Linked DNA regions of Mus musculus: regions 1 and 3 are each linked to region 2. Evidence: chromatin loops called from intact Hi-C (ENCODE). Cell type or tissue: heart. All regions are shown on one strand.

Evidence for each region. A loop is a pair of places that touch in the nucleus more often than their neighbours do. Peaks named below come from ENCODE experiments on the same cell type or tissue, not always from the same donor. Only the 100,000 strongest peaks of a DNase experiment are listed, where the experiment ranks them.
Region 1: it touches region 2 in a loop (2.1-fold over the local background); 7 of 42 quality-filtered maps call a loop at or near these places.
Region 3: a loop joins it to region 2, with 5 times the contacts of the local background. A loop is called at or near these places in 15 of 42 quality-filtered maps.

The regions. Positions count from the first base shown.
Region 1 is chr3:127,180,032-127,188,031 of GRCm38, reverse strand. The region is part of intron 1 of Ank2 (ankyrin 2, brain); the gene reads left to right. Among named protein-coding and RNA genes, the nearest start is that of Gm16958, 23 kb to the right of the region's middle. In heart, CTCF peaks have their summits at 1,589 (motif pointing left) and 3,809 (motif pointing left); no DNase peak of the experiment used is centred here.
Region 2 is chr3:127,446,806-127,454,805 of GRCm38, reverse strand. All of the region lies in intron 1 of Ank2 (ankyrin 2, brain), which reads left to right. Among named protein-coding and RNA genes, the nearest start is that of Gm35535, 20 kb to the left of the region's middle. In heart, CTCF peaks have their summits at 894 (motif pointing left), 2,396 (motif pointing left) and 3,542 (motif pointing left); no DNase peak of the experiment used is centred here; H3K27ac peaks cover 382 bases.
Region 3 is chr3:127,318,171-127,326,170 of GRCm38, reverse strand. All of the region lies in intron 1 of Ank2 (ankyrin 2, brain), which reads left to right. Among named protein-coding and RNA genes, the nearest start is that of Gm52631, 64 kb to the left of the region's middle. In heart, a CTCF peak has its summit at 3,095 (motif pointing left); no DNase peak of the experiment used is centred here.

The DNA.
Region 1 (8,000 bases), 270 kb after region 2:
TTATTTTCTAAAATTTCAAGACATGGTCTCCCTATGCAGGCCAGGTTGGCCTTAGATTCCTGGTCCCAATCCCTCAGGCTCCCAATTGTGACAGGCATGCCTGGCAAAAATCTGTGATTTTTTTTTTAATGAAATGAAAATTTTAAGACTTCTGTTTTTGATATCAGAGGAATGGAATGGATCAATACTGTAGAAAAATTACTCAAATTGCTTTTTAATCACAGTAACTGTCAGTGGTCAACTGTGTTGTGCCATCTCCATCTAGAGATAGAGGTCCCTAGATTAGACCACTGGAACACAGCGAGAGAGAGAGAGAGAGAGAGAGAGAGAGAGAGAGAGAGAGAGAGAGAGAGAGAGAGACCCTTTGGGTGACTTGCAAAGAACAGGCGTTTGTTTACCATGGCCATTTTTCCAAGTCTCTCTCCTTACCTCTCAAACATGTCACAGCTGCCACCAAATTTCAAAATGGTCTCTCTCTCTCTCTCTCTCTCTCTTATTTTAAAGCCATTTTAAGCAAACTTTGTGACAGTCTAAATGAGACTTAAGGATTTATTATCATAGATATTATAATGACAGGTAACAAAATTAGCCAGAGTGAAGCTAGATGGAAACTGAAGTTTCCTTATAAAATAAAGACATGTGTTGCTGTTGTCATGGCTTCTCTTATCCCAGGCTGTCTGAATGGTGTCAGTGTACTCGAGTTATTTTTAAGGTGTGGGCATGTGCAAAGATGAAAACCAGGGTGAGAATATTTCAGTTTATTTAGAATGACATCTGGCACTAAATATGAGTCTCACTATGCAAAACAGCAAACACATTATAACATTTCATCTATGTGGGGCTGTGAGGTGTGTGTGTGTGTGTGTGTGTGTGTGTGTGTGTGGTGTGCACATGAACAGTGATGTTAAGAAGTATCGTGGCTACTCTGGAGGTAACAATGACCTGAGTCTTCACTAATTCAACTGTCCTCAAACCAGTCTGATAGTCTGGGTTGTGTGTGTGTGTGTGTGTGTGTGTGTGTGTGTGTGAGAGAGAGAGAGAGAGAGAGAGAGAGAGAGAGAGAGATGTATCATGTTTCAGATCCCAGAGTTACAGAGACAGAATTTGTGTTTATACCTGTGGCTGATTCTATATCTGTTGAATCTGGACAAGTACCAGGCAAGAGAGACTGGATTACGCCTCAAATTAACTGTATAACCTCTAAGATTGACTACATTATGTATTTTACTTCCCTTCATCCATTGCCAGTAACTAAAGTTTAATTATGGGCAAATTAACTTGATATCATCATTTAGTTGCATATAAAAGAGAGATAATAGTGTCTACTTCATATTATTGCAAGAAAGTAAAAAACAATGTATATTAAGTACCGAAGACATGGATAATAACTGTGTTCAGTGGTTACTTTAATTATGGTTTCTCTGTGTATGGCGTTATCCTATAGATTGAATGACAAATGGGTTAAGACATCGCTCTTGGGTTGGATAGATGGCTCAGAGATTAAGAGCCCTGTCTGCTCTTCCAGAGGTCCTGAGTTCAATTCCAAGCAACCACATCATGGCTCATAACCTTCTATAATGAGATCTGGTGCCCTCTAGTGACCTACAGTCATACATGCAGGCAGAACATTGTATACATAATAAATAAATATTAAAAGAAAGAATTTGCTCTCAAATATACAGATACATACACTTGGTTTTTAAAACTCCAGAAGACAAGATTTCTAAGATGACTTAAAGAGTCCAACCGAACAGCTACTGGTGCTGGATTCAACCAGCCATATTCCTTCACAGTTCTTCTGCCCCTGTGTTGCTCATTTAACGACTTGAGATTTTTGTGGCTGCTATATGACACATACGATGCTTGGGCTTCCTTTAGTACCCTTATAGATTGCTAGATAAGTAACGGTCAGGTACTGTGCACACTATCCGAATGTGTGAGAGCAGGGAGGCAGGGTCAGGTCGCCTGAGGTTTCAGATCCCTAGACTGGAGACATTTAGAAGATCAGGAAAATAGTTCAGATTACTATCTTTCTGTTTTAGCCACAGAAACATACCCAAATAGCCCTAAACAGTTCTAACCCAGAACCCGTTTTCCTTCAGGAAGCAATTGCTTATTTGAAAACCTGGTCAGTGTGTAACAAAGCTGGCTGTGTATTAGAGCTCCAGACAAGGGTTGGATGTGGTGGGGCTCACCTGTAATCACAGCATGCAGGAGGCCGAGGCAGAAGCATTTTGAGTACAGGGCCTCCATGGGCAACTTGTGGACTTCAGTAGCATCCTGGCATAGATATTGAGACCCTATCTCGAGAAATAATAGTTTAAAAAATGTTCAAGAAGACTCCGCTATTGTTTTTTTCTGCTAAGCCACCTTTCTGTTTGGTACAGAGGCGCCCTTGGTGACTGATGGAGGACAAAGGACAGCTCCTTACAGGGTAGAGAGAGGAATTTCACTCTCTCAACTCTTCATTTAAAACTTCTCTGAAGAAACTGGGGATAGACCTCCCAGGGTCAGGCTCTTCCAGCAAGCAGGAAGCCCTGGTTTCCTTCCCTAGCACTACATGAAAGGGGTGACAGTAGGTGCCTGTCATCCCAGCACCAGGGAGGTAGGGGCAGGAGGATTAGAACTTCAGGAGGATTAGAACTTCAGGGTCATCCTCAGTCACATAGTAGCTTTGGGGCTAACCTGGGATACATTATGACCTGGTCTCAAAAATAAAATAAACCAAAATAAAAAAAAATCACTGAAATTTGATTCTTTTCTTTTTTGGTAGTAGAGCTCAAAGCACTGACTCTATGATATCTATGATAACCAAGAACTTGATAATTCTTTGTCTGGAAATCTGCCCCAATTTCCAGGTACCTTGAACTTGATTGCATTAAGTTGCTTTTAAAAATAGGAAATCTCCTTGGGCCTTTCTCCCCTCGCTGTGTTTTGTTTCTCATTATTGGTGATGATAAATTTCCTTAGTGAGCACGCAGCCAACACACTGAATAAATATTTAAATTGAGTTGCATATTAAAGTGGATGTAAATTAAGTTAGGCAAATTTTCCCTTCCGTATATATGTCTGAAAATCACATCCTGCAGAGGAGGCTAGTCATTTTTTAAAATGAAGGGAGAAAGAGAAGAAGGGAGCAGTTTCTTAAAAACTGGGGAGCACTGTTTTGCTTAAGCATTGGTTTCATAAATAGATAACAGCCTTTCTTATCAACACATCTCTGAAACAAAGACTCTTAAGTCATTAGGAAAGAGACGGTCTCAAGAGAACCAAGCCCACATAATAAGAATTATAAATGTGGTCACAGATCTAAAGGGAGAGCTTTGGTTACAGATTCAAAATAATTATTTCCAGCGTTAAGAGGACCAGAAGGAATTTGCTGCAGTTAGGAGGAGCCTATAGCTACTGTAAAGTTAAAGCTGCTTACTCTTGTGTTTACATGTTTTATAAGATGTAGCTGACATAGATATGCAGAGGACACTATATTAAATATAGTGTACAATTTGATAAGCTTTGACATATGCACAGACCATAAATCCATCACTATATTCAAGATAAGAACCATATTTAGTTATCTTGGGATGGATAGATGTGTTTAATCAGAAGGGAGTGTCAGAATTAATGCCATCTTCTCCCAGCCAAACTCTGTCCTTGTGCTGAACTTTAAGATGTAGGGTAGATTTGTATATGTTTATTTATGCTTATTCAAGAAATATTGTTTTGTTGCTGTAGTTCGGAGTGGGGGAGTTGTTTTGTTTTAAAATGTAGGGTGTGGCTGGGATGCATACTGCAGTGTGACTGCCCTCCAGTGGTGACTTTGAAGAATAGCAACTCTGCTGCTTCCCAAAGCTACAGTAGAAAACCAAAAGCACAAGCCACACATTTAATTAGTGGGGGGTTGATGGAATGGACCGTTAGCTCTCCCATTAAGGGACGTGGGATCTGCCTCGCTTGTCTTGGGTTGTCCTAGATGGGAGGAGCATTCTGAGACTGATGGTGCTTTAATGCACACATTGGCCAGGATTTTCCTCACAGATAACACACAGGTCTATATTGCTTTTCTTTCTTTCTTTCTTTCTTTCTTTCTTTCTTTCTTTCTTTCTTTCTTTCTTTCTTTCTTTCTTTCTTTCTTTCTTTCTTTCTTTCTTTCTTTCTAAATAATTTAATGGCAAAGAACTTACAAAGAAAAACTGCGCAGTGCAATTAGCCAGACTCAACATTTATGCATTTCAGTGAGTTCAATACATTTAGAACAGCCGTTCTGAAGCTGTGTTGCTTCACACTGGACTTCAGCTTCAGCAGCAATACTTTTATGCACTTATTCAATTTTCTATGAAAAGAGGTCGATTTCTCTCTGTTGTTTCTGCAGGATTGATATGTCAAAAATTCATTTTGCTATCCTTTCTGATGTGTGCCTTTCTCTTATAGGTTTGCCTAAATATTCCAGGAACTCTTACATTATACAAATGGAAATTGTACTGGAGAATTGTACATGAAATTGTACATAAAATGGAATTTTCAGTTTTCTTGGATTCTAATGCAAAGCTATTCTAATGTGAGGCTGAGTGGTGAGAGAATTACCTGTGGTCAGCATCAGACAGAAAGGCAGGAAGTGCTCCGATCTTGAGCTCTGAATGTTCGAGCATATCTGTTCACACTGCTAGTCCAGTGTTATCCTCAGTAAAGGAAAGAGAGACCTCTTCAGTGTGATGAGAACCACGCAAAAAGCCCAGGTTAGAATAAGTGAAACAAACATGTGCTCTCAGTTTATTATATTTACCAAGATGCTTCAAATACTTGTATTGGTCAGGACCAATTTTGAGATAGATATGACAAATTTTAGCACTAAATTTTCTTAAACCTTCTAGCCCACCTCTTTCCTAGCCTGCTCCTCCCCCTGCCCGTAATCTTTACTCTCTGCCTCAGTTTCTGGTGTAGATATGTATGCCATGCTTCTCACTGTCTATGCATGGTTCTAGTTATATTCTCTTACAGGTTTTGTATGTGCCGCTTTATAATATGGTGTTTCAGGCAGTGAAAGATGGAATCAGTACGTGAGAGTAGTTAACTCATAAAGAAAAGAGGTTCTTTTAGCTCACTGTTCTGGAAGGCTAGGAGCACGGTGCAGGTCTGCTGGCTCCTGGCGAAATCTGCATGCTCCTACATGAATAGCAGAGAAGTTTCTACATGTTTCCACATGCAGAGGAGATCATATATGAGTAACGAAGCCAGAGAGCCAGTGAGAAAGTCTAACTCCCTTTGACTCACTAATACAGTCCCTTGACATAATAAGTTTGTTACTGGGAGAAGGGTGTTAACCCCCTTTATGTCCCCATTATCTCCTGAAGTTCCAAGACTCCCTAACACCGTTAGGTTGGTGAGCAATACTCCATATACATTCTTGTAGACTCCAGACTACTCAAAACATGCAGAAGTCCAAATTTTCTCAGACCTAACTTGCCTTAGGTATACACAAAATGGATTTAACACAGGCTTTCTCCCTCTGGAGAAGAGCTTGTTTTGGGAATGGCTCCATTCTCCACCCTGGTATTTTAGGGAGCCCTTCAGTTTCCCATGTGTTCATGTGTAAGACTGGATAGGTATCTCACCAGCTCTGTGCTGTGTCTGAGGAATCTCTCCTTTTCTTCCACTGCCCACTGCCCCATTACCAGGAGCAACTGAGTTCTCAGAACCTATGGCAGACTCATGTCATCTGACTGGAATTCACCTTCCCCATAGTACTGTGCCGACAGGTTGAGAAAACTGTCTTAACAGTCTACCCGTGCACCTTAAGGGGCTCATCTCAATTATAAAGTTACCAACTATGAAGAGCACTTGGCATAGGACAGGAGTTAAATAAATGCCTGTTGTAGCAGCCAGTCTTTCCTGTTTTATGAAGCAAACTGTGATGGCATGACCTCATGTGAATGTGGTCTTCACAGGGATTCAGAGGGACTGAAGACATGGGTCAGTAGTAACAGAGCACTGGCAAGCATGTGAGAGATCCTATGTTCAGATTTTTAAAAAGCAGTAAGCAAAATAAAAGGATAGCAATGGCCTCCTCAATCCCGAAAGGGCTTCTGGTATCCTCACTAATTCTGTTGAATTGATTAGATTGATCATCAATTGGTTACTGGAATTAATGAACACCAAAACAACAATAGTTGTTCTCATGTAACAGTAGTTGTTATATGAAGTAAATGCAGACAGAGAAAATCTGGGGTTGTCAAGCATCCGTGGGACAGGTACTCACTGGTCCTTCTAGCATCCATGGGGACAGGTACCCAACAGTTCTATCTTGTTTCTCTGTGTCATCACCATGAGATTTCCACATCACTGCTTGCTCTGAAAGTCAAAGCTCTAAACATCATGTCAGCCAGAGTGGGGTAGAAAAGTAGAGAATGGTATTCATGTGTTGTCTTTAAAGACAACTCCCAAATTTACAGACCTTTAAAAATTCGTTTTCTGGTCATCTCATAATTTATGTGATGTTAATCTTCTGATGAGGTTGGGCACGGCAATCTTCAGTGATCCATGTGCAATTATTGTTGAATTTTGATTTTCCAAAGTAGGGAAAGCACTTCTAAGGGGATAAGCCAACTTTGCTATAGAACTTGTGGAAATGGGTTTCTGGATAGCCTGGGCATCAATCCGCTCAGATTCAGTGTGGGACTCTACTATCTACATGTTTAATTTTGTTTCTTGATATAATAGCTTGTGCTGTGGATCAAATCAACGTTGTTTACAAAGTCTTGATGAATGATTACTTGGCCTTCTCTAGGCAAGCATTAGTATTCCTTGTTATTCCACACACAGCTGAGAGTCCCAATTATCTATTTTTTGCCCACCTCATTGGACTTTTCTCAAAGTAAGCCTTTCAGTTTCTCTATTGGGATGGTATAGTCTATACTGTGACTCTTGTCTTAATTTTGCCAGGTCATGTGATTTGACTACAAGTATTCTCCTAAATTCTGCCAACAGAAGATAGGAGCTTTTGTTTATTACTAACAGAGCTCTCTCTGCTGAAGCTAAGTCAACAGAACTCATGGAGGTTGGTTATGGTCCTTGTTAGGACACTTGAGAATTTAATTTCTGTCTTTCTGGAGTCCTAGCATGGGTAGGTGTGGCTGCTTTGAATTAGTGTGTACAAGTAATAGATTTTTGGTATGTAAATTATACATAATTTATGTGGTTTATTACTATGTTTACTATTTTCTTATTTATTTATTTATTTATTTATTTATTATATGTAAATACACTGAAGCTGTCTTCAGACACTCCAGAAGTGAGCATCAGATTTTGTTATGGATGGTTGTGAGCCACCATGTGGTTGCTGGGATTTGAACTCTGGACCTTCAGAAGAGCAGTCAGTGCTCTTACTCACTGAGCCACCTCACCAGCCTGTTTTCTATTTTCTTAAACAAAAGGGAAACAAATACTCAGCTGATTAGTGAGAGCGCATGTTTAGAGCTACCTAATTTTCATATAAGCTCACTTCCAGAAGGGCTATAGAGATGAAATGCTTTCTGTGCTCTGCAGAGGGAATTAACTCTGTTGGAGGGAACATTTGTTTGTTTATTTATTTATTTGAAACAGGGTCTCAAATGTAGTCTGTGTTGACGTTGAGCCTGAGACACACACACCCTACCCCCACCTGCTGCTGGTTCTTAAGTGCTGGGATCACAGTACCACACCCAACTCGGACTGATATTAATTTTATATATCACAAAGAGAAAAATGTAAAAACACATTCAGGAAAAAAAAGAATCAAAACAAAACAAAAAACAAACAGAAAACCTCTGCAGATATTTGAGCACCATCGATTATTTGACTTTCTATGAAGTTAACTTTGCAATCTTGGTAATTGTTTAAAGGAAAAAATACCTATTGATGTTTTAAGCATATGCATATATGCAGGTGTGGATTTGAGCAAAATGATGACTGAAGCACCATATATCTTGTCAGTCAATAAATGTTCACAAGCTGCTGGGCAGGCTCTT
Region 2 (8,000 bases):
TTCCTTCTTTTTCCTCCTTGGGATTCAAACTCAGGACCTTATATATGCTATGCGCAAGTGCTCCGCCACTTGACCTACACGTTCGTGTCCCCAGTGTCCCTCCCTGCTTTACGTCATCATGTCCAATTCTTCACTCAGTTCCTGGCAGTTCTGTATTTTGCAGTCAACTGCTCTATTCACTGCAAGGAGCAGGACTGAAAGACCCTTACGTGCTGCTTACCGTAAGATTCCCACTTTATAAACAAAGAGCCTGAGGTCTGGGGAGGTTTGGTGAGGTTGTAGCTTTCCACCCCACCGTCCTGTGCCTCCCCTGTACTCAGCTTTCCCTGCCACGAATCAGCCTTGCATGGCTGAGTGCTGCATCTCCTCACCTTAACTTTATTTTACCCTAGGCTTGAGAACAAACCGTTTTCCTGTCTGGAGTTGAGGGTGGAATATTTGCTGAGCTTATGGAAGGCCATGGGGTCGATCGCTATAAACAAACGAATAAGACACCAGGCTGCCTTCTATAGTGTCTATAGTTCTATCTTATTCTAGGATGCCTTAGATCAAAGTGTTTTAGGTGGGTTTACTATATAGACTCTTTCCCTCTGTGGTCAAGCTTACTCATTGCTGGGTAAGCACTCTACCACTGAGCTATAGCCTTATCCAGTTCAATGTACTTTTTATTTTTTAAAAGATTTATTTATTTATTATATGTAAGTACACTGTAGCTGTCTTCAGACACACCAGAAGAGGGCAACCGATCTCATTCCTCATGGTTGTGAGTTTCTGGGATTTGAACTCAGGACTTCTGGAAGAGCAGTCAGTGCTCTTACCCACAGAGCCATCTCTCCAGCCCTGCTATAGACTTTCTAGTGCCATCTTGTGGCAGGAACTTGTGCTAAAGCTGAAGTTTGTTTTGCAAATGCTTAATTACTTGATAGTTTAATTCTATGCATATTCAATATCTCATTAGAGAGCATTAAACTTGCAAATTATAGAAAGAAAGTGCTAAGTTGGACTTAAATAATGACTTGTGGGATCATTTCGGAACGTGCATGACTTGTCTGTCCGTTTAAGAAAAACATTAAACAGAAAAAAAAATACTGGAGCAGAATCGTCCAGCTGAACCCGATTAAAGACGTAGACCCCAGCTCAAGGTCAATCTGTGAGTTTGTCAGGAGGGAGTCTGTCTGGCAGTGGCTCTACGTCTCTTCGAGCCAATGTTCTCCTTCATTGAATGGGAATAGTAATACTTTACCATGAATTACTCTTGCAACTTAGGTGGAATGTATAGTTAAAACACTTGCTAGGTTTCTTTTCTTTTCTCTTTTGAGACGGGGTGAGGGTGGGGGTGGGTGGGGTCTTTGTGCAGCCCGGACTGAACTGGAACTCACTGGGTAGACCAGACTTGGAGACTGGCCTTGGAACTCACAGAATTCACGCTTACTTTTGCATCTGGAGTTCTGGGATTGAAGGTGTGCACAACCACGCCCAGCAGCTGCTAATTTTAGAGCCTGAAAGCAGTTTAGAGTGGCTGTTTGAACTGAATTTTGGGCAACTGCTTAGCCATTTTGGAAGTTTAACTGGTCAGGACAATGCATTTTGCAGAGGTAGAAGATAGGCCTACAGTCCAATTTCTCAAAGCAAACTGGCGCCCATCCCTTCTGTCTGTGGTTGTCGTCTCTTTAATAGTCTCCTTTTGGCTCTCATGGAGCCATAGAACACTTCTGTTTACCTCTGCGAATCGTCCTTAGGACATTGTGGATTTTCTCGTTCCCCAAGTTTATATAGAATCCCTCCCTTAAAGGCTGACTTCCTGCCTAGCTCCGTTCCTGGGAGGAAACATAGTTGGTAGCTAAAAGTCCTCCAGGCCTTCAGGAGCACAGGTCCGCTCACCCAGATGTATCTCCCAACAATTTCTTTTACAGGGAACAAAAATCATTCCCTCCAGGCTCACAGACTTAATCTCGAGGGAATTTCCTGTATCTCTCCTTCAGTCTTCCCGACTCCACTCTCCTCAGCTCCCTTTAATGCCACTAATGGAAAGCCCGTGCACAGCGGCAGCAAGGCACAGCTGCAGCTCAGAAGCCAGAACTGAGATCTGTGTATCTCAGTCTTTGTTGTTGTTGTTTTTTCAAGACAGGGTTTCTCTGAATAGCCCTGGATGTCCTGGGGCTCACTTTGTAGACCAGGCTGGCCTCGAACTCAGAAATCCGCCTGCCTTTGCTTTCCGAGTGCTGGGATTAAAGGCGTGCGCCACCACGCCCGGCTTGTATCTCAGTCTTAAGCGAACCCCGGGCTGGAAAGATGGCTCAGAGGTTTAAGAGCACTTACCACTCTGACTGAGGATTTGAGTTCAATAGCTAGCAACCCACATGAGGGGCTCACAATCACTCCAGCTCCAGGGGATGCGATGCCCTCTTCTGGTCTTTGAGAGTATCTGGCATGTACATGTGCGGCCACATGCAGCTGCACATACATGGACACATAAATAAAACAGAAAGCATTAAAAAAAAAATCTCATTTAGGTCATGGCAGTCGCAACCCCGTCTGGGAGGTGGGGGCAAAGCTGAAATTTAAATACACTTTTGCTTTTTTTTCCCCCGCTGGAAATTATGTTTCTTCTGACTCCTGGTATTTCACAGTCAGTCTCTTCACTGGAAATCCCAAGACTCCGCTCTGGTTTCTTGTTTGGGACCAGGTCCCCATTTCAGCTCTAAATTAAAATAGCGACCAGGCCACAGAAACCAGGTGCAGTGGCCGACATCTGGGTACTGTGTGCTCTACTGATAGCACTTGGGTAGTGAAGGACCAAGATGGAGATCCAGGAAGTCAGAGTCACAGTGACTCTGAGGCCAGCCTACATTACCAAGACCCCGTCTCTACTCCAACCCTCCCCAACAATTTAAAGAATGTGTGAGTGGGGCTGGAGAGATGGCTCGGTGATAAGTGCTTGTCTGGCACGCACAGTGCACTGAATCTTCCCCGGCATCGCAAAAACAGACTGGCACACGAGTTAGGTGCACCTAGGACAGCAGATTCATGTTGGGGAAGACAGACAGCAGACCCTGGCGCAATCTGACTGCATTACATGAATGCTCACAGGAATTAGAACACTTCTGGTCCTGAACTTACAAAATAAGGAAGGGGGCCAGCTTAATAAAACCAAGCAACTGAAAAGGTCATTAAGACTAGGTGTGTACACCTTTTATTACAGCACATAAAACATATTTAGAGCCGTGGGTCTTGCCTTGGGGGTAGCAGACAGTTCTCATAGGTCATGATAGAGTGACTTCTGTTGTATCAGATTCTTGGAATTATACTTTTTTTCTTCCCTCCACATTTTGCTAAAAGCCAGGAGATCAAATTCACTTCTTCTTGAAGACTCAGATCAGCTAGGATAATTCCCAAACCAGGTTTGGAAAGTAGCGTTTATTAGGTCTTTGTGGATCCTGGGAATTTGTAATGTTGGAATGGAGACCCTTCATTCTAGTTCATTTTATGTTCAGTTGCATAGAGCCTCAAGGCAGCGGGAGCAGGGGGTGGTGCTGCCCCCTAGGGGAATTTAGGGGAATGAGTGACACCTCGAGCTGTCCTGTCTCTCTGCATTTGGGTTAGAATTTACACTCTTGGCTTTCCTGGATTTTTCCAGCTTGCAGATGAAAATTTCTGGGGTATAGGCTTCATAGTCACACAATCCCATTCCAGTTTCTTCATATGTACAGCCATGTATGCATTTCCTACTGATTTTATTTCTCTAGAGAACTGAGAACAACCCAACATTCCTGGATGACTACAGCAGTTTACACTAGGTTTTCTTTCCTTTTCTATCAGTGCTGTATGAACTAACAACAGGTAGTTAATTTCTCCCTTCTCACCCTTCTGTCTCTCTCTCCCCCTCTCCCCTTTCCTTTTCCTTCTTTCCCCTCTGCCAATTTGTCTTCCCACCACCTCCATCTGACTCAGCCCCCCTGACTTGTGCAGACATAAGGTTGGTTGTGAATATTTATGTTTCTGTGCTCTTTGCCCATTTACCAATGGGCAGAACATCAGAAATCATCCTAACTGCCTTCGCTCCGTTCTCCATATCCCTGGTGAGTAGGTGATACTGAGGGGGATTCCCAGGGAACACGTCGGGGCACCGATCTGGAGATCTGGAAGGCCCAGGACTGGGAACAGATGATGGAGAGCCATCCTGGGTTGTTGCAATGTCACTGGAGGAGCATTGGCTGAAGGGACATCGTCTGTGTCTCAGTGTCCTGTGTTTCCGTTGGAGTTCCTCTTTGCTGATGCCACACAATGCTGTTTACACCTCAGACTTCTGGTAGGATGGTAGCACGTGGCATGGACCCATTCCCAAATGGACAAAACCCTGGGCAGCTCATTGCTTTAGCCCTATCTTGGTGGTGTTAGGCACACTGGAGCCTGAAGCCCATCAGAGTGGAGTGAGCAAGTGACTCATCCAATTGCAGCATCTTCTTTTAGCAATTATTTATTTTTACAAGTGCGTATTAATTGTGTGGAAAATGAGTTTTCTGTACACTGCCTTCTTTCGTCTGTGGCCCAGAGATACAGGAGATGAATGCCAATGTGCCCTCTCAGACAGTACAGGGCAGGGTGATTGGAAAGTGGTTCACGCCAGCAGAAGGCGAAGCTGAAAGGACCGTGGAGGGGGACCACTGAGAGTCCTTTGGGGTCTGAGCAGAGACTATCTCATTGGCATTGTGTCCTGGAAGGATATAAATACTTATAATGAGCCAGGGGCTTGATACATTTGTGGGTGTCCATAAATGTTTGATTTTGTTTTATTCTCCTGCATTTGATTTAGACTCTTGGAGCTTCTTTCTAGATCACAAGGTCTCCCTGGGTAGCCCTGGCTATCCCAGAATGCTCTGTGTAGACCTGACTGGCTTGAGTCACAGAGATCCACCTGCCTCTGCATCCAGAGAACGGGGATAAAAGGTGTACACCACCACCGCTGGCCACAGAACGCACTTTTTTTTTTGAACCAAGAAGACATGGCCTGTTTTAATCAAGATGTCAAAAACACAAAGCAAAGATACATAAGAAAAAAACTATAATGGAATACAGAACATATCTACAAAGACAAATATGCGACAATAATTTCAGATTTCTCATCAGCAATTTTTTTCCTTTTTTTCCCCTTTTTTATTAGGTATTTAGCTCATTTACATTTCCAATGCTATACCAAAAGTCATCTCAAGTCATCATTCATTACCTTTACTGCTGTTTTTCAAACAGTTGGATGACTCTTCCTGGGAAGATTTAAAGAAAACATCTGTTTCTTTGAGACGGAGAGGACATTGACGGACAAAAAAAGGATTCTCTCCAGGGCCAGTACAGGGAAGCAGTGAGTTTAGTGGAGTTACTCACAGAACATGGGTGACTCAGAAAAGTGCCACCTCAGATGCTGCTTGCCTCTTACTTAGTGGCCTTTGGAATCCAGGAGCATGATGAGCCCACGGGCATCTCACTGTCCTGTGAGCCTGGAGTCTTGTGACTCACCCATCTCCGTCTACCAGGAAGTGACAAAAGCCCTGATCTCTTGAGCATCTTTTGTGGGTCATCATAGCAGCTCTGTTTCAAGACTGTGATGATCATGTGCAACCCAGATACAGTACACTGTAGCTGTCTTCTGAGGCATCAGAAGAGGGTGTCATATCTCATTACAGGTGGTTGTGAGCCACCATGTGGTTGCTGGGATTTGAACTCAGGACCTTCAGAAGAGCAGTCAGTGCTCTTACCCACTGAGCCATCTTTCTAGCCCAGGAAAGCAATTTTTAAGAAAGGGCGCTAGCTCATAAAAGTATGTCAGCTGGGTTATTTGTTTGCTAGTTTAGGGACTAGTTTGTCATGCAAGAGGGCCTCTCAAATAACCACTCAGTGCATTGTGGCCTGGGACACATTGGTTTGGTGTGTGTGTGTGTGCATAAGAAATTGGATGCTTGGCATCTTCTCATAATAACATCTGACTTACCATTTGTAAGTCAGATACAGTACACTGTAGCTGTCTTCTGACCCATCAGAAGAGGGTGTCATACCTTCTGGAACTTACACTGCTTTCTGGCCTGCTTGGGAAGATCCAGAGAAATCAAATTTGTACCAAAATATTCAGAAATTGAAGTTTGTTCCTAGGGAAGCTGATTCTAGTGCCATTCAGCCCTAGGGACCTGCAGTACCCATTCATCAACACTGAATTTAGGTCTGTGGGGCAGCCTCCTTATGAGCCCTGGCGTAATGTCCATAGCTATGCATGTCTTATAATGCCTAATAAGTGATACCAAATAAGTAATTTGGTAGATAGGTATTTTTTGGTTATTTATCTTATGTATATGAGTACCTGACCGCATGTATACCTGTGTGCCAGAAGAAAGCATCATTACAGATGGTTGTGAGCCACCAGATGGTTGCTGGGAATTGAACTCAGAACCTCGGGAAGAATAGCCAGTGCTCTTAACCAGTGCCAGTTCTGAGCCATCTCTCCAGCCGGATAGATAGATTTTTTCTTTTTAAATTTTAAAGTGAAAGATTCATTTATTTATTTAATGTATATGAGTACACTGTAGTTGTTCTCAGACATATCCGAAGAAAGCATTGAACCCCATTACAGATGGTTGTGAGCTACCACGTGGTTGCTGGCAATTGAACTCAGTACCTCTGGAAGAGCAGTCATTGCTCTCAACCTCTGAGCTATCTCTTCAGCCCTGATAGATTATTTTAAGATTAATTTTATTTTTATTTATTCATTCATTCATCCATTTATTTATTTATTTTTGCTCTTTAGAGATAGGGTTTCTCTGTATAGCCCTGGCTGTCCTGGAACTCACTTTGTAGACCAAGCTGTCCTCGAACTCAGAAATCCACCTGCCTCTGCCTCACGAGTGCTGGGATCAAAGGCGTGCGTCACCACGTCCAGCTTTTTATTGTATTTTTATCTATGTTTTCTATCTATGTGTCTGCCGTGTGTGTACAGGTGCCCACTGAGGCCAGAGTAGATGCCCAATCCCCTGGCGTTGTAGTTGCAGGTCCCCTGATATAGGTGTTGGGGACTGTCCTCTGATGATCTGGAAGAGCTGCCAGTGTTCTTAACTGATGACCTGTTGCTTCTTCCTGATAGTTTTCAGATGTGTTTATTTGCGTTTATTGAGACAGGGTTTCTCTGTGTAGCCTCGGCTGTCTAGAAGCCACTCTGTAAACCAGGCTGGCTTTGAACTCAAAGATCTGCCTGTCTCTGCTTCCTGAGTGCTGAGATTAAAGGTGTATGCCACCACACATTGGTTTAAAGTGTGTTGATCTTCTAAAGGACCTGGGTTCAATTCCTAGCACTCACATGGTGGCTCACAACTGTTTGTAACTCCAGTCCAGAAGACCTATGTCCTTTTCTGGCCATTGTGGTTGGTTCCATACCTGGTTCACAGACACACATGTAGGCACAATATTCATATCCATAAAGTAAACTTTACATTAACAAAAAATTAATAAATAAAATTTAAAATTTTGTTGATAGTGAAGTTTAATAATACGCAAACTTTCACTTATGGAATCAATCCAACTCTAGAAATGTAAGAGAGATCCTCAGACATACATTTATTTATTTATTTATCTATTTATTTAATTTCTGTTTTGCTTGTTTTCTGTGTAGCCCTGGCTGTCCTGGAACTCGCCCTAGACCAGGCTGGCCTCTAACTCAGAAATTTGCCTGCCTTTGCCTCCCAAGTGCTGAGATTAAAGGCATGCACCACCACGCCTGGCTAGACATTTATTTTTATTTTTATTTTATGTGTACGAGTGTTTTGCTTTATACATATGCACACCATGTGAGGTTTAGTGCCTACAGAGGCCAAAAGGGAACTGGAGTTACAACTGGAGCTGTGAGCCTGCTTGGGGATGCTGGGAACTGAGCCTGAGGCAGCTGCAAGATCAGCAAGTTCTATCAACCTCTGAGTCATCTCTCTGCCTCTGAGATCCTCAGAACTTGTCCTGGGGTTTAGCAT
Region 3 (8,000 bases), 130 kb after region 2:
TCTTGTTTAAAAAATGTGAAAAAAAAAGAAGAAATTGACATGTATCCTTTTGGAAAGCATCAGGAAAAAATAAACCATTTTCAATGTGTGGAATCATCTGCGTTCATTCATTTATTGTGGTTTAAAACACTGATTATGGGGCTGTAAGATGGCCTACCCAGTGAAAGTGCTTGACCCACACGCACAACAACCTGAGCTTGATCCCAGAGCCCACAGTGGAAGGAGAAAACAGATTCGTTTCGTGCCAGTGGCCTCTGACTTCCACACAGTACACACTACACATACATGAAACACACACACATATACACACAGTAAAAATAATAATAAAAATATGAAAAGGTCTCCTCTAAATAATGATTATAATAACATTTTTTAAAATACTGCAAATAGAGAGAAAAGAGTGTTATTCTGTACTCAACCTTCTAACAGCTGTTTCTTATATTTATGTATTTAAACTTTATTTTGTGGCTGTGAGGACTGGACATATGCCTTATAAGTTTCTTCTTTTTAAATCATGATTTAAATTAATCATGAAGTTTGCATATTCTTCTTGTTCCAGATCGTTGTTTTTGCTTTTGGTTTTCTTGAGACAAAGTCTTACATAGCATAGGCTGGCTTTGAACTTACTATGATGCTGAGGGTGGCCTTGAACTCCTAATCCTTTACCTCTCCAGTGCCTTATTTATAAGTGTTATTATACACAGCTGAAGTAATAATTGTCCAAACAAGTCCATTTTATTTTCCTGTTGGTGTAATTGGGAAATAGTGTAAATAGAAAAAAATGTCATTTCATTAGCTCTAGTTATTAAACACATACACACAGAGATTGCTATAAATTTCCATTTTTCATTCATAAAATGCACATTTTTTTCTTCAAAGATGGAACTTTTTGGACATAGCAATTGTTAGGGGTTGTATCGGGTTCTCCCTGGAGTTGGTATGTTTGAGTCTTAGTCGCTGGTGTGTCAGAAGGCAAGAGTACTTGGAGATGGCTTTCCAAGTACCCAGAGGGTATTATATAAATGAAGCCATCATGGTCAGTCCTGATCCCATACATTGGTGTCTTTAAACAAAGTAGACACTGGATGCAGAAACGTAGAGAAAAGGAGAGGAGAGGGGAGGGGAGGGGAGGGGAGGGGAGGGGAGGGGAGGGGAGGGGAGGGGAGGGGAGGGGAGGGGAGGAGAGGAGAGGAGAGGAGAGGAGAGGAGAGGAGAGGAGAGGAGAGGAGAGGAGAGGAGAGGAGAGGAGAGGAGAGGAGAGGAGACCACATGGTGTTAAGGAGATGACAAGTAGGGCCCTGGAAGAAGCCAACTTCACCAGCATCACATTCCTCAACTCTGAGCCTCCAGGATAGTGAGAAAACAACTATCGGTTGTTTAAAGCATTTTTTTTACAAACAGGAATGATAGGAGGGCAAGCACATAGGCTGCAGTCCATAAATAGGTTAATGTATCCTTCCTGGTCAAATTTATTCAGGCCCCTCCTCCAAAGTCCTGTTTCCAGGAAGTGTCTAATCTGTGCCATCGTGGCCAGTTTCAGGCTGACTCGTGTTGTAGTTGCTACTTAGACACAAGTGTATTCTAACACAGGCTTGCCAAGAAGAGAGTAAGATGCCTTCAGAACTCTGAAAAGGTGAAGAAACGACAAGAGCCACAGGGCAGAGATGCTCCTGAGCTAGTCGGCTTGCGGTGACAAATGCTCATCCTACTCTGGAGGGGTTCATTCTGCTGTCCTGTTCGCGTGCCCTCTTGTACATTAGTCTCTCCTTGGCTTCTGTCATGGGCCAGCTGCCCATGCTAATTGTTTCCTAAGAAATTGTCTGCCTCTTGACCTCAAGTGACTGGTCTTCAGGTGAATGCAGAGACAAACTCGGTCTGGATTACAGTGGGCAACGTTCCCGTCTTCCTTGTGGTTCTTCTAGACCTAGCGGTCTGTGCTGAGATTTAGACTTCTTTCTGTCTTTTGAGGAGCATAGACTGAACCATATTCTTCTATTAGGGTTGGGCTGCTCTGGTAGCCTTTGCTCCCTCGCTCTCAGTAAGTGGCGAGCTTTTTAAAGGCTAGGAAAGACTTTTCTGTACCAAGGGCACGTGTGGCTGCCCAGTGAAGAGACAGAGATGGGTCTCTGACTTGTAGATTGCAATGTCTTTGAATGACAATCTTGGTTTTTGATAGATAAATGAACATTATTCCTAGTCTCATATAAAAAAATTGGTGAGTGGGCTTTGTTAAAGTGCAGAGGATTTAGAGAGGTGTAAGATCCTATTAGAAATAAGAGATGCCTCCTTATAGTCCCCTTCCTGCTTGCTGAAAAAGATTGTGTAGGATCCGGGAGTAATTGCAGAGAGGTACAAGAATATATGTAAGGACAGCAGACAAGAATAACAAAGTATTTTTGGTTGTGAGCCTAGCCTTTAACGGCTGAGCCATAAACTTTATATGCCTCAGTACTGGGGAGTGCCAGAGCCAAGAAGTGGGAGTGGGTGGGTAGGGGATTTGGGGGGAGGGTCTGGGGGACTTTTGGGATAGCATTTGAAATGTAAATGGAGAAAATACCTAATTAAAAATTAATTAAAGAAAAAAAAAAGAATAACAAAGTAGCCGAGGACTGAGAAAGCTACCAGGGTTTGGCCGAGCTCACATGGAAGAAGACACAGCTGTTTCAAGGTTTCCAAGGTGTGGCTTACCAGGAAACCTGTTCTGTGTAGCAGAGTCTCTCCTCCTTTAGAAGCTATTTAAAAATCAAGTAAATTGCATACGCCTGCCTTTAATCCGGGCGCTGGGGAGGCATTGATAGCCAGGTTTTTGTGAGTTCGAGACCAGCCTGGTCTACAAATGGAGTTCCAGGACAGCCAGAGCCACACAGAGAACCGTTGTCCCCAAACAACGCCCCACCTCCACAAAAAAAAAAAAAAAAAAAAAAAAAAAAAGAAAGAAAGAAAAGAAAAGAAAAGAAAAGAAAAAGAAAAAAGAAAAAGAAAAAAGAAAGGAAAAGGAAAAAACATCAAATAAAGCTGAAGAATAGTTCCCATGGAAACAAGGACATTGCTTTTCTTCTAAGTGATGAAACAGTGCCCCCTAGTGGACTTACTCCAGATAGCAGTGATGATAAAAAATCAGGTGGCATAAAAAGGGACTGTAGGTGAAATGTCACAGGACAGGACAGTCCCTGAAGGAGGGATCCTTCTGTTTGCTGCTGATTCTTAGGAACTCATTAGTTCATGAATGAATTAATCATTAAGCTAATTACTAATCTCTTCTTTCTGGAGAATATTCTATAGTTCACCTATGAGTCAATGTTTTCAAAATCTAGGCATTTTAGAGTTTTGCACCTAGCTCCTGTTGTAAAGTGAGTGGGCTCACACTTCTTGGGAATTAAAGTATTAAAAAAACCCGCTCTGATGGCTTGTAGAATCATCTTCATGGCCATTTTGTTAAGCCTACTTCTTCGAAGTGAGAAAATTGGACCTTTAAGGTAAGGCATGTCTGCAGTCCCAGCCTTGGGTACATAGTGAGTTCTTGGCTAGCCTGGGCTACATGAGTTTCTGCTTCAAAGAGAGAAATAAGATTATTAAGAACAAAAAAAATCAGAAGAGCCTACAATTTTTTTTAGTGACCAGGGAAGAATCCACTCAACAAAATTAAAATTCTATTTTAAATAATTCATTAAAATTCTAAGGTACAAAAAGGTCCTCTCTGAGATTCTTTCTGCCTGGTTTTTGCCCTCCAGATTCCCCTCACGCTGATGTTGAATCCTCATTTGCCCTTCTGGGCACTTGTTAGGCGCTTTCTTTTCTATGAATAGAAGGAATTCTACAAGTTTTTCCTATTGTTTTAAGAATAGATTCTGATGGAAAACATAGCTATTTTAAACATCACAATATGCTTTTAATTCCTAACAAAAATGGCAGCACTTTCCAGAGTGTGTGTGTGTGTGTGTATGTGTGTGTTTGTGAGGATCTCTTTGGTATGTTGAACTGGTAGTTTCTATAGGAGCCCTGTCAATTCTAATTGATGGTTTGATTGATTTCCTTGTTTGTTTTGTGACACAGGACTTTGCAGCATGGACTGATCTTTATTTATAATGACTCTGTCTCCAGCTTTCCCCTGCTTGGATTACAGTCACATGACATGCTTGACTGTCAACAGCTTCTTTCTTTAAACAAAGTCATTTAAACTTTCGTTTTTATATTTATGTAGTGTGCATGTGTGCGTTTTATTTGTAGTCAGCTCATGTGTCTTTTTATGTGTCTGTGTGTTCACATGTGGGTGCACGTGTGATTTGTGTACCTGTGGGCTGCAGTGCACATGTGGAGGTCAGAGGACTATTCGTAGAAGTTGGTTCTCGACTTCCACCTTGTGGTTTCTGGTGATTGATCTCAGGTCATCAAGTTTGGCAGCCAGCAAAACCCTTACCCACTGAGTCATCCTGCTGGCCTGTGGCTGTCAACCTCCAAATTAGACAATACATTTATGTTTGCACAGTGTACTGTCTAGTTTTGTGTCAACTTGACACAGCTGGAGTTATCACAGAGAAAGGAGCTTCAGTTGAGGAAATGCCTCCATGAGATCCAACTTTAAGGCATTTTCTCAATTAGTGATCAAGGGGAAAGGCCCCTTGTGGGTGGGACCATCCCTGGGCTGGTAGTCTTGGGTTCTATAAGAGAGCAGGCTGAGCAAGCCAGGGGAAGCAAGCCAGTAAAGAACATCCCTCCATGGCCTCTGCATCAGCTCCTGCTTCCTGACCTGCTTGAGTTCCACTCCTGACTTCCTTTGGTGATGAACAGCAGCATGGAAGTGTAAGCCGAATAAATCCTTTCCTCCCCAACTTGCTTCTTGGTCATGATGTTTGTGCAGGAATAGAAACCCTGACTAAGACACACAGTAAATCGTAGCCACAGGTTCCCATTTTGTGGTCTGTTGGCTTTGTGAGGCTCCAGTGCCTTCGTAACTGCCACCACCATAGCAGCAAACACAACTGCAGGCATCTGACATGTGCATCAAATGTTTATTTGGGAATGGAACACTCTTCCGCACACGAGACATTTTGTGTGTTCCTTTACATTAAAAAAGAACAAAAACCCAAATGTTTATCTACCCATTACCAAGACCAATTTTTTTTATCAATTTCTTTATTTTCTTCTTCAGAAAATGATAAAGAGGAGCAATATAGTTAGTAATTCAAACAAGACTCTTATGAAACAGAAACTATGGTGGGAATTAGAGGAACATCCAATTGCTTAGGACATCGGTGGCACAGAGTCTACCAAGGAATGGTGACATTTTCAAGTTGATTCTATCAGAACATATACGAGGAAGATAAAATTATCTTCCAAATATAACCAGCACAGCTCACTCTCAACATTGTTTACAATGCAAAGTGATGGGATTAGGTTTCGGAGGTTCCAGAGGCCCGAAGCTCCATGCTGTAAACCAGGTCTCCGTGGGGACTGGCGGGTGGGACACCACGTGACATGGGGACTCTAGACCATAATGAAGAAACCTACTCAGGAGTAGCTTCCAATGAGAAGAACTCCAAAAGGAAAGCGCCTAGTGCAACCTTTGAACACATTCTCTTCGTGGGAATACAGTATTTTGTGGTCAGATATCATAAAGTGTATTATCTTGTTCTCGAGACACGGTCTTGGGGCTTAGTCAGGCAGGGACTGACTCACTCGGTATGATTTAGCCATGTGTGGAGCAATTGCTGATGCAGTTCCACTAACACTCTAAGATCCCTGGGAGGAAGAAATAGAGACTTTGAAACCCCTCGTGTTGGCAATATGATTTTGGCCGTAATTTAAAGATTGGGAAAGCATTCTGAGATTGGTAGAAGGGTTTGGCTATTTTGGCATAAAGGCTGATAAATGCATCTTTAAGATTTTTAAGTTTTTCACTGGTGGTGATACATGCTTTTAAACCCCAGAACCTAGGAGGCAGAGGCATGCAGATCTCTGTAAATTTAAGGTCAGCCTGGTCTATAGGTTGAGTGGACAGCCAGGGCTACACAGGAAAAACCTTGTTTCAAAAACAAAACAAAACAAAATACAACAAAGCAAAAAATGTATCTAAGTTTTTCATTTATATTATTCTAAAGTCACATGATAGTAAACAGGATGTGACTGACAGCATCAATAAACACGGAGGGGAGACATTGCACAGGCCTGTACTACTAGACAAAGATATAAATAAGACCAGTATGGGCTGATGAGAGTGGGAGAATCAGACTTCTTCAGGGGCAGGCCCCCTAAGTGGTTATCCAAAGCCAAGTGATCAGACACATACAAGCAGAACTAAACAAATATCAGGGGGCCCAACTCTCTCTCTGTATGTATATGTGTACATACATGTGTATGCAACAATCACAACTAAAAAAAAAACAGCTGTGAATTTGAGAGAGAGCGAAGGGAACAGGGGAAATGTTGGAGAAAGAAAAGGGAAGGGGGAAGTGATGTAATGGTGCTTTAATTAAAAATAAATTAATTAAGGGCTGGAGAGACGGCTCAGTGATTAAGAGCAATGACTGCTTTTTCCAGAAGTCCTGAGTTCAACTCCCAGCAACCACATGGTGGCTCACAACTATCTGTAATGGGATCTGATGCCCTCTTCAGGTGTGTCTGAGGGAAGCTACAGTGTACTCATATACATTAAATAAATAAATAAATCTTTAAAAAATAAATAAATTAAAAAATTGTATGGCAGAAGAATATTTTGTAAAATGGAGTAATGTTTGTGTTTTACCTGTATGAACCCAACTGATTGAAAAAAAAAGTAGATAATGAAATTACATAGGAAAAATTGCAAAGTTAGACATGTTCTTTGTTTGTTTGTTTGTTTGACACAGGGTTTCTTTGTGTAGCCCTGGCTGTGCTGGCCTGGAACTCAGAGATATACATACTGCAGCCTCTGCCACTTGAGTGCTGGGATTAAAGGTATGTGCCACCACCACCTGGTTTAGAAATATAACTTTTTTTTTTTTTTTAGGTTTTTCTGTGTATCAGCTTTTGTGTTTAAAAAAAATGAGAGAAATCACAGATCTTACCTTTTCCTTTTAAACTTTTAAGAAAAAATTATGTATGTATTTATTTATTGTATATGAGTGCTCTAGCTGCATGTACACCTGCATGCCAAAAGAAGGCATCAGATCCCATTATAGATGGTTGTGAGCCACCATTGGTTGCTGGGAATCGAACTCTGGTCCTCTGTAAGCAGAGCTATATTGTGAGGTCTTAATACCCCCACCCCCAAACTCCCCAAAGTAAACAAAACATTTTTAGGCATGGTAGTTTAAACTAGTAACCCCAGCACTTGAGAAGCAGAAACAGGAGGATTTCTACCAGCTGGAGGCCAGTCTGGTCTACATAGCAAGACTCTGTCTCTAAGGACCACAAAACATAATATTAAAAAAATGCTTAGTTGAGTGACTGGCATAAATGGTCACTTGTTTTTTTTTTTGGGGGGGGGGCGTTGTTTGTGGTCTTTTGTTTTGTTTTATTTTTGTTGTTTTGAGGCAGAGTCTCTCTGTGTGTAACAGTCCTGAGTGTCCTGGAACTTCTATGTAGACCAGGCTGGCCTCCAATTCACAGAGATCTTCCTGCCTCTCTGCCTCAAAACCTGGAATTAAAGCTGTGTGCCACCACCCCTGGCTGATAATAACTATTTTTTTTAATGACTAGCATAATATTTAAAAGATAATTTATTTCTTTGCTGTACTATTTTATTTTTTGAGATCAAGTTTCATGTAGACCGGCCTGAGCTTAGGCTACTTATTAGCCGAAGATGATTTTAGAACCCCGGATCTTTTATGAGTGCTCTATCTGCATGTACATCTGCTTTCCACCCCATTGTGCTGCAGTCCCAGGCCCACCACTATGACTGGTTTTATCCACTCCTGGATTCCATTCCTGTGGAATTCTAGCTCCTCATATTCAAAACCATGGTTGTAGGTATTTTAAGGTATTCGTAGCATTAAATTCTTCTAGATGTCTTCTGTACTTCG